2 separate regions of the Homo sapiens genome follow, and region 2 is linked to region 1. Evidence: chromatin loops called from intact Hi-C (ENCODE). Cell type or tissue: OCI-LY7. All regions are shown on one strand.

The links. A loop is a pair of places that touch in the nucleus more often than their neighbours do. Peaks named below come from ENCODE experiments on the same cell type or tissue, not always from the same donor. Only the 100,000 strongest peaks of a DNase experiment are listed, where the experiment ranks them.
Region 2: it touches region 1 in a loop (1.9-fold over the local background); 1 of 110 quality-filtered maps calls a loop at or near these places.

The regions. Positions count from the first base shown.
Region 1 is chr3:41,579,595-41,584,594 of GRCh38, forward strand. The region is part of intron 31 of ULK4 (unc-51 like kinase 4); the gene reads right to left. Among named protein-coding and RNA genes, the nearest start is that of ULK4, 380 kb to the right of the region's middle. In OCI-LY7, no CTCF peak of the experiment used is centred here; a DNase peak (open chromatin) is centred at 2,327.
Region 2 is chr3:41,412,025-41,417,024 of GRCh38, forward strand. The region is part of intron 34 of ULK4 (unc-51 like kinase 4); the gene reads right to left. Among named protein-coding and RNA genes, the nearest start is that of CTNNB1, 220 kb to the left of the region's middle. In OCI-LY7, no CTCF peak of the experiment used is centred here; no DNase peak of the experiment used is centred here.

The sequences.
Region 1 (5,000 bases):
GCCATTCTCCTGCCTCAGCCTCCCGTGTAGCTGGGACTACAGGCGCGCGCCTCCATGCCCGGCTAATTTTTGTATTTTTAGTAGAGACGGGGTTTCACCGTGTTAGCCAGGATGGTCTCGATCTCCTGACCTCGTGATCCGCCCGTCTCGGCCTCCCAAAGTGCTGGGATTACAGGCGTGAGCCACCGCGCCCGGCCTGGAACTAATATTTTTTGCTAAGAGTGAGTCAAAAGACCTGCTGACCCGCATGTTGGAGAGACGTGCACAGACAGCAGCTCTGTTGCTGCCCTTGTGTTTTCCTGGCATGCCATTACCCAAAGACAGGGAGCAGAAAAGCAAGTGCAATCTTTCCCTTTCACTCTAACTCCAGGCACTTCAAGGCATTTCTTGACTCATGGAGCACACGTGTGAGGACTGCTTTCTTGCTGCCATACTCCCACCTGGCCACCCACTCAAAGTACACAGAGTAACGGTGTCACAGCCTCTTTTGCATGTGAATTTCGATTAGCTGCTAATGACTAGATGTGCCATCCCCTCAGGCTGACTGGCTGGTACAGAATCCTTCTGCCGCTGTGCATGACAACAGACAAGCGGCTGTCATGAGCTTGTATTTATAGGGGTTGAGCACAGAGGGGGTGCTGGTCTTTAGGAGACGTCCCTGAGCTTCAGGAACATCCATACATCATTCTGCACCATTCTGATATCATTATTAGCCAATCTTATTAGATAATCTTAGAATCTTATCTCTCAGGGCACAAATAACAAGTTAAACCAATTATTTATTTTTTTTTTTTTAAAAAAACCTGTTTGGGAGGCATAAGAAATCATCTATATATTGAAATTTGGATAGTTTCATTTCCCCATACTCTGTGGTTCAACACAATGTAGGCTCTACTACATCAGGGCTAGGGACACCCCCAGAGAGAAAAATGCCAACAGCAACGACTCTGAACCACGGCATCCAAATCACTGTCACCAGATCCATTAAGGACAGAAAAAGAGGTAAAACTTTAGGCAGATGGAAACATGTTGTGTAAAACCATACGAGTGACAAGCCCTGTCCTTATAGCAACTAGAGCAGCCAGTTGCATCACTGTGCATCAGCTGCCTCATCCGGGTGCACAGCTGGGAGCCCGACCCAGAAGCAAGCAGCAGGGAAGGGCACTGCAGCCTCCAGATGCACACAAGGATGCCGGGAGAGAAGTGATCTTCTGAAGACTCAAGCTAACCTCCAAGGCCCTTTTCTGCCCTAACATTCTTTGATGCTAAACCCAATGCTGTATTTTTCCAAATTACTCCCAGGAAAGACCACACAGGGAGAATATTTGAATCAGAGGTTAAATAATGTCAAATTTTAACAATTCCTAAGCTTTATGACTACATTCAAACAAAACAGTTCTGCACAATGTCAGTTTTATTTGTGGATTAAGGCAAAGATCATTCAAATACAAGTTTTAGCACAAGACTGGCATCCCCCATTCACCCTTTCCCAGAATATACACTAATCAACCCAAGAACAATATAAAATTGTAACATATAGCAAGAAAAAAAAATCCTCAGAAGCCTATCTTTCTTCACTCCCCCAAGGAATCCTATATACCAGAATCTAGCTAAGTTACCATAAAGTCCAACTTCATCACACAAATATTGGCCAGGGTAGGTGGGTGGGGAGGCAGGCAGAGAGTACGTTTACCTTCTCAATCATAGGGTTTTGCCATATAGAATGGAAAAAACAGAGGACCCATTTGGACACAATGAATGGATTATAGCTAAGCTCCAACATAAAAATAACAAGAGGTTTTAATGAGAACTTGTATACATTTAAAACACAAACATATATACACATAGATCTCCAATAAACCCTTTACAAAATAATATGTGAACAATTTGTTGGTTTTTCATCATTTTGAATAGTCTTCCCTGCTAACATCCTTGTATCACAGAAAATAGACTATTTTGAAAAAAGTTAAAAAAAATAATCTCCACTGCACACAATTGAATGTCATTTCTTTGACAATCTATATGAACAGCAGGCTAGGCCAGGCCCACCCCAGGTCCTTACACTGGTCCCAAACCTACACCCAGACATGAGCCATTTGGGAGTTTCCCATCCAGGGCATGGTAGGTCAGACAAACGCAACAGGCTAAGGAGCAGTGCCATGTGCTAATCAAGGCATACCAGGAGAGAGGCTAGAGTGAGCTGAGAGGTATTAGGAAGGAGATGCAAATGATCTGGGCCAGAAGAACCAGCAGACTCGGAGAGGTCATGAACTTGGAGAGGAGCAAAGACTGTGGCTGCACAGATGAGATGAGACAAAGGTCTTGCGGTTGAGTGAAATGGGAAGTGACAAAGGCACACTGAGGCTTATTACTGTGAGCACCTGGCTAGAACTTCTGCAATGAACACTTAATCTTGGTGATAGGATTTAGCTGTGTCCCCACCCAAATCTCATCTTGAATTGTAGTGCCCATAATTCCCACGTGTTTTGGGAGGGACCCAGTGGGAGATAATTGAATCATGGGGGTAATTTCCCCATACTGTTCTCATAGTAGTGAATATGTCTCATAAGATCTGAAGGTTTTGTAAGGAGAAACCGCTTTCGTTTGGTCCTCTGATTCTCCCTTCTCTGCTGTTATGTAAGATGTGTCTTTCGCCTTCTGCCATGATTGTAAGACTTCCCCAGCCATGTGGAACTGTGAGTCCATTAAACCTCTTTTTCTTTATAAATTACCCAGTCTTGGGTATGTGTTTATCAGCAACGTGAAAACAGACTAATACACTCGGTTAATAAGTACCTAGGATATTAATTTCTTTTGAATTCGGGGGATTAAAAACAAACTAGAAATACACTGTCATTATAAATCAGAGATATCACCTATATTATGTCTGCATAGAGCAAGCAGAAGCAGAGGTACGTCAGCCTCATGGTCAGCCCCATAGAGCCTATGCTGCCAGCTTCCTGGAGCTCTTCAACTCATCTCTGAGGAGGCCTTCATCACCTTGCTTTCTGCTTTCACACGGCCCTGTTGGCTTCTGGGCATTGATTTCAAACTGAACCAAAATAACTAGGCTCTACCTCTCTGGTTGGAAAGGCCAGCACCCTCTCCCTAGTTACAATAAACCAGGGGAAATATTTTCTGGAAGTTTTTAAAGTGTGTGGATTCTTAACTACTCCTATTTCTCAAGTGCTACAAAACATAAAAGGTTAGTACTATTACTGATTCTATTATTGTCTACAAATATGATTTAGTTGTAGATATGCCTGAAGGCAAAGGGATAACTAGATGCATTCTTAAGAACCCTCTGAGCCTCTGCACTTTAGAAACATTCATCAATAAGTCTTACTTTTGTTTTCAACTTTAGAATCAAACTTCTTTTTTGTGAAAGCTCTTAGGTAATGATATTTATGGCTTTCAAGAGATGGGGTGGGAGAGGGAATATATGAAATTCTGAATGTGAGACACTGATATCAAACAGCAGAAATGAAAGAACAGAGTACTATTAGCTATTTTTGTTTTTTAATGGAACTCACAGGCTTCTATATGCTCCCCAGAAATGCCTCAGAGCTGCGGTGTGGCAGGAAGCCTAAATGAGGTCTCAGAAAAGATAATGGAGCTTTAATGATGGAAATAGTAAGAAAATTAAATCTAATCATGTTCCATTAAACATGCTCTTAGCTCCCATTTTTACTAAATTATTTTATTATGAGTTTGCCTCTCTCTATTGAAATAACCTTTTACGGCAATTTGATTTGCAAGCATAAATAAGTCTCATTTATTTTCCACTATGAATCTCTGTGGGATTAATAAGAGATGGATCATCTAAAATTTTACCCATTCTGCTATCAGGAAGTAACCATTCAGAGGGATGAATACTTCGTTTTATATTTATATTTGTAAGGAAAGCATTATACTATAATTATAGTCTCACTCAACAGTAACATATTACCTGCCAGGGAGATGATGTTAGGCCAGGAAGCTCCTTCTATACCAGCCTCTCAAAAGGGCAGCCAGAATCATGCACACCTCAGGTATGGATCTGTCCTATGCTCCCAGTCACCTCACCTCCTCAGGCCATGGCCTCCTCATGCTCATCCTCCACTCCCACTCTTCGATGGACTTTTACCATGTTTGGAGTGCTTTGTTATAATTGACCAGAACTGCTTGACTATTTGCTTCTAACAGGATGCTCTTGCAAAGCCATCTAGATGTGGATCCTAGGGTATGGCATGGTGAATTGTAAACAATCATGCAATCTGTCAAAAGGTACACAAATGTGGGATGGAGCAGAGGAAGACAGAAATGGCTACAGCTCTGGTCTCTGCAGAGAACAGAAGCACCTGTCATATATGCAGACAGTGTTTTAAAGATTCTTTCCAAAACCTATTTGCTTCCAAAAAGTGTCATGATGAGAAGGCTAGAAGTCTAACTGAAATCACAATTCACTAATTAAGTGGTTCTCTGGGCCAAATCTTGATTGAGTCTATTAGAAACTGGAGGACTTAATGAGAAAAACCTCTGATTTATAAAGAATGGTATCAGTGGGAGAAGAGATTGGGAGAAGATTATACAAAGACCAGACATGAATCAATCCCTGTCTTCTAACTTTGTATTAAGATCTAAAGAGAGAAAAATAATATAAAGGATAAATTAATGAAGCAATTCTGAACTATGGATCATAACATTTAGTGAAGATATAATAACTTTTTTCTTTTGAGAAAGAGTCTCACTCTGTCACCCAAGCTGGAGTGCGGTGGTGTGCGCTCAGCTCTCTGCAACCTCCACCTCCCAAGCTCAAGTGACCCCCCTGCCTCAGCCTCCCAAGTAGCTGGTACCATAGGTGCATGCCACTATGCTCAGCTAATTAATTAATTAGTAGAGATGAGGTCTCACTATATTGCCCAGTGATCTTCAACCCCTGGGCTGAAGTGATCCTCCTTCCTTGATCTCCCAAAGTGCTGGGATTAGAGACATGAGCTACCATGCCTGGCCAAGAAATA
Region 2 (5,000 bases), 170 kb before region 1:
GTCTGATCCTGTATGTAGAAAATCAGATGTAATTAACAAACAAGGTACTGGAGTCCACGAGTGAGTTTAACAAAGTTGCAGGATTCAAGGAAAAAAACACAAAATCTATTGCAATTTTCACGTAAGTACCAATCAGATATTGAAATTAAAACAATACCAATATAATAGCATAAAAAAATTTGAAATGCTTAGGGATAAATCTGACACAGGATGAAGGACATGTGCATGAAAAATACAAAATATTGCTGAAAGTAAAAAGGACTTAAATAAATGGAAAGCTATACCTTGTTCATTAGTTAACTTGATGTTGTTCCCAATATTTTCCCCAAATTACTTTGTAGATTCAACACAATCTCAATACAAAATCCCCCAAGTTTTTTTTTTTTTTTGGTAGAAATTGACAAGCCATGTCAAAGTTTCATATGGAAATGTAAAGAACATGGAATAGCCAAAGCAAATCTGAGGAGGAGCCCATAGGCTCACATAAGTCAACTGATTTCTGATAAAGGTCAATGGCAATGCAGTTGAATTTTTTTTTTTTTTTTTTTTTTTTTGAGACAGAGTCTCGCTCTGTTGCCCAGGCTGGAGTGCAGTGTCGCAATCTCTGCTTAATGCAACCTCTGCCTCCCAGGTTCAAGTGATTCTCATGCTTCGGGCTCCTAAGTAACTGGATTACAGGCATGCACCACCAAGCCCAGCTAATTTGTTGTATTTTTAGTAGAGACGGGGTTTTGCCATGTTGCCCAGGTTGGTCTCGAACTCCTGGCCTCAAGTAATCCACCTGTCTCATCCTCTCAAAGTGCTGGGATTACAGGCATGAACCACTGTGCCTGGCCAAGAGAATACATTTTCAAAAAATGCTTAAATATGCAAAGCCATACACTTTTACCTTGCCCTTGCATCATGTAACAAAATAAACTGGAAAAGGATAAAAGGCCTTGTAGTAGTCTGTTCTCACATTACTGATAAACACATACCAGAGATTGGGTAATTTATAAGGAAAAAGAGGCTTAATGGACTTACAGCTCCACATGGCTGGGGAGGCCTCACAATCATGGCGGAAGGTGAAAGGTACATCTCACAAGGCAGCAGACAAGAGAAGAATGACAGCCACGTGAAAGGGGTTTCCCCTTAAAAAACCATCAGCTCTCGTGAGACTTACTACCAGGGGAACAGTATGGGGGAAACTGCCCCCATGATTAAATTATTTCCCACTGGGTCCCTCCCTCAACATGAGGGGATTATGGGAGCTAAAATTCAAGATGAGATTTGGGTGGGGACACAGCCAAGCCATATCAGGCGTGAATATAAAAGCTGAAACTATAAAATTTCTAAGAGAAAACATGGGAGAAAATATTTTTACCTTGGATTGGGGAAAGGTTTAATAGGCATAATTGCAAAAGAATGAATGACAAAAGGAAAAATTGATAAAACTGACTTCATCTAAATTAAAAATAGTTCAAAAGTCATTGTCTAGTTAATAAAATGCTCAATAAAAAGTAGATATTACCACCATTACCCTCCTCATCACAAAGTGTACCTTTAATGGAGATCCATAAAAAAGTATTCTTTCAAACCCTTAACCAGAAAATCTTTCTTGCCCCATGGAACCGTCTTTTTTGTTTTCTTTTCCTCCTCCTTTCTGGGCAATGTACATCTTATAAATAATTATATTTTCTTTTTTGTCTGGGAACCAGAACTCCCCAAATCAAAACTATGGCCCAACTTTGGTAATTATATTAGACTCCTTTTTCTAGAAACTTCACCCTATATTATTTCCATTGCTTTCTTCATGCTTCCCACTTTATTTGGGGTTTCCAGACTTAGAAAAAGGAGCGCCCAGATACCTTTGAACTTCAGATAAAAAAATCATTTTTAGTATAAGTACGTCCATTTGGGGCTGGGCACAGTGGCTCACGCCTGTAATCCCAGCACTTTGGGAGGCCGAGGCAGGCGGATCACCTGAGGTCAGGAGTTCGAGACCAGCCTGACCAACATGGAGAAACCCCGTCTCTACTTAAAATACAAAATTAGCCAGGCATGGCACATGCCTGTAATCCCAGCTACTCGAGAGGCCAAGGCAGGAGAATCGCTTGAACCTGGGAGGCGGAAGTTGCGGTGAGCAGAGATCGTGCCATTGCACTCCAGCCTGGGCAACAAGAGCGAAATTCCATCTCAAAAACAAACAAACAAACAAACAAACAAAAAACTATATCCATTCGGCATCTTGTATTTTCTGTCAAACCTAACTTTATTGCAAGCACTCTTATTAGCCACCTCAAATGCTTTATGGGAGAGATGATATATAAGTGAATACACACATACAACTTGGAAATACTTCATAGTAAACTTACATTTGAATTTTAAAAACTGTTTTACAACAATTTAAAATCACAGTTGTGTTGTATTTACTTTCCGTTATCCAATCTACACAATATAATGCATTTCAAAATCTTTCACATTTTATATTCTATTTTAAAAATAATGCCTGGTTCAGTGCTTTGTCAAAAAGTATATGAAAAATATTTACTTTCAGAAAAGATATTAACTAGCCAAGAAAGAAAAAAATAATCACTTACTTTTATACTACCAAAAAGCACTTGAAGAATAGACTCGTCTATTTTGTTAGGACACCTTTAACAAAAGATTTCCCATTAGGCCACCAATACTGTTCCACTTCACTTTCATATATCACTCCTGCCCAAACTCAGCTGAAGAGGCAGCAGAAAATATCATTAAGCTGATGAATGGTGGTAATTCCAGATGACACAGCTCAAGGAAACACTATTGCGCAGGGCCTTGACACCGTCCCCTTTCTCTTGAGAAGGATACTTGGTCTCCTTTGATCCCAGGTACACTATATTTTTAAATGTGGGAATTTAGAAGGCAGAAAACCTGCCACCATTTTTACTAATTTAGTTTTGAGTCCACATATCACAGAATAGAGTACCAGGGTGTTAAAAAAGAAATGTAAAAACAAGTTGAAAATCACAGATAGGTAAGCTCAACCTTGCCTTCTGGGCCTCCTGCACTGCCCTAATTAACTTTCCTAAGGCTCTTTCCATGTACATTATGAACGGACAGTTTCATGTCAATAACAAAAGAAGCGGAAAGCATCACTCATTTAAAAAGTCAAAATAGGAGATTTAAACAATTCTACTGAAGCAGCAAGGTTTCGGAAACCACAGAGGATAAATGTGTTAACAGTGAATGCTAGGATGCTGAGTTCTGTAGAAAAGCTCTGGCCTGATCCTGTCTTTTCTGCTCTCCCTACTTTAGACATTCAGGTGGATTCTGTCACCACTGGATGAGAGACATGGGTTTGAGACAGCCACCCAAGAAGTAACCAATGCTCCACTATGCTCCTACAATCTTGTGCCCCTACAAACCTGTGCCCCTACAATCCATTTTCCCCATCTCACCAGCACCCCACCTCTGCCCCTTGCTCATTAAGCCTAAACACTGGCCTTCCCTCACTCCTCTAAACTTATCAAGCACGGTGCCGCTCAGGGTATTTGCATCTGCAATCTCCTCTGCCTGGGGTATTCACTGCCTATTTTCAAAAGGGTGCCTCCACATAAATCACGGCTCAGTTCAAAGGTCACCTCCTAAGAGAGTTCTTCCCTGGCCTCCTAATATAAAGATCTTCATCTTATTCCCACTCTGCCTTTCCCAACACCAAAGCCACTCTTCAATGCAGTAAGACCTCTTCCTCTTCACTATTCAGATCACTCGTCACTCCTAGAAATGACCATGTCTATTCATTTGTCTCAGCCCATGGAAGCCGACTCTCCGCCTGTCTTATGTACCTGGTAGACAGCACCCAGCAAATAATGTGCCAAATAAGTGTGTCAGTGAAAAGACCCCAATGGCAAGTGATCCGGAGCAAAAGAAGAATGAGAAAAGAGAGATACCCTCAAGTAATGCAAATGATGTGAATTTTTATATGTCAAACATTATTGTTCCAATGACTTTCATAAAGTAACTCCCCTCTAGGAAAAAATGTGGCTATACGATCTTCATAAAATCACACTGAGAAGTCACACATTTCTATAGAAATGACCACGCTGATACAGCAGTAACAATAGGAACACTGTGTTAAACACATAAATAAAAGGATTTGGGTCTAGGACAAGAGTTTCAAGACCTGACAGAGAAGATGTAAACTGGTAGGCCCTGGGACAAATTTGTCCCCACAGACTTGTTTTACTTGGTCTGGTATTTTTAAAGATTTAATATCAGTTTCCAACATTTAAAAATTGGAATATTTCACATAAAATCTCGTATTTCCTATTTTTTTCTGTAAAATCAGAAGTGACCACCACAGGTCCTCATTACATTGTGGCAAGCACTGAGCAGAGCTTAACCTGGCAGGGACTCTCCTGGGTCCTCACCCTCCCAATTTCTTCATGCCTAGAATGACGCCGTCATGTAACAAAAGGCCTCTTTGAAGCATTTGATTTTTCAACTGCTATACCCCTCAAAACAAAACTATTTGCTTCTAGTGGCTCTTCCCTTTGAATACTTTACAACAGAAAAATGATCAAATTTCCATAGTGACATAGGCAATACTTAGTGATACTACAGAGGTTTACTATAGTGCTGGCAGGAAAAAGAAAAGGAGAAAAGAGATCCACAATAAAATTATTAGGAAACACAGCCTGAGTAAGGCAGTAGGGATGCCTGTGGGAAAGACAGAGCTGCAACACAGGGCCTGAAATGCCCCATGTGAAACAGGGAAACACGTGACCAATGTACCTACTTTAATTACCCAGGAGGAAAAGGAGGGAGAAAGGGGGACCCAAATTTGTCCAAATGAGACAGCATTTGGGCATGAAAGAGACTAGAGTTAGAATAAGGAATTAAAGCATTTCATGAAGGAGAGTCGGGGGTAGGACACCCTGATGGGCATCCTCTGCTCAGCTGAAAGTGCACTGAAATGTACATGTGATAGGAACATTACCAAAAGGATGCCATGGTACAGCCCTTGAGGAGCACCA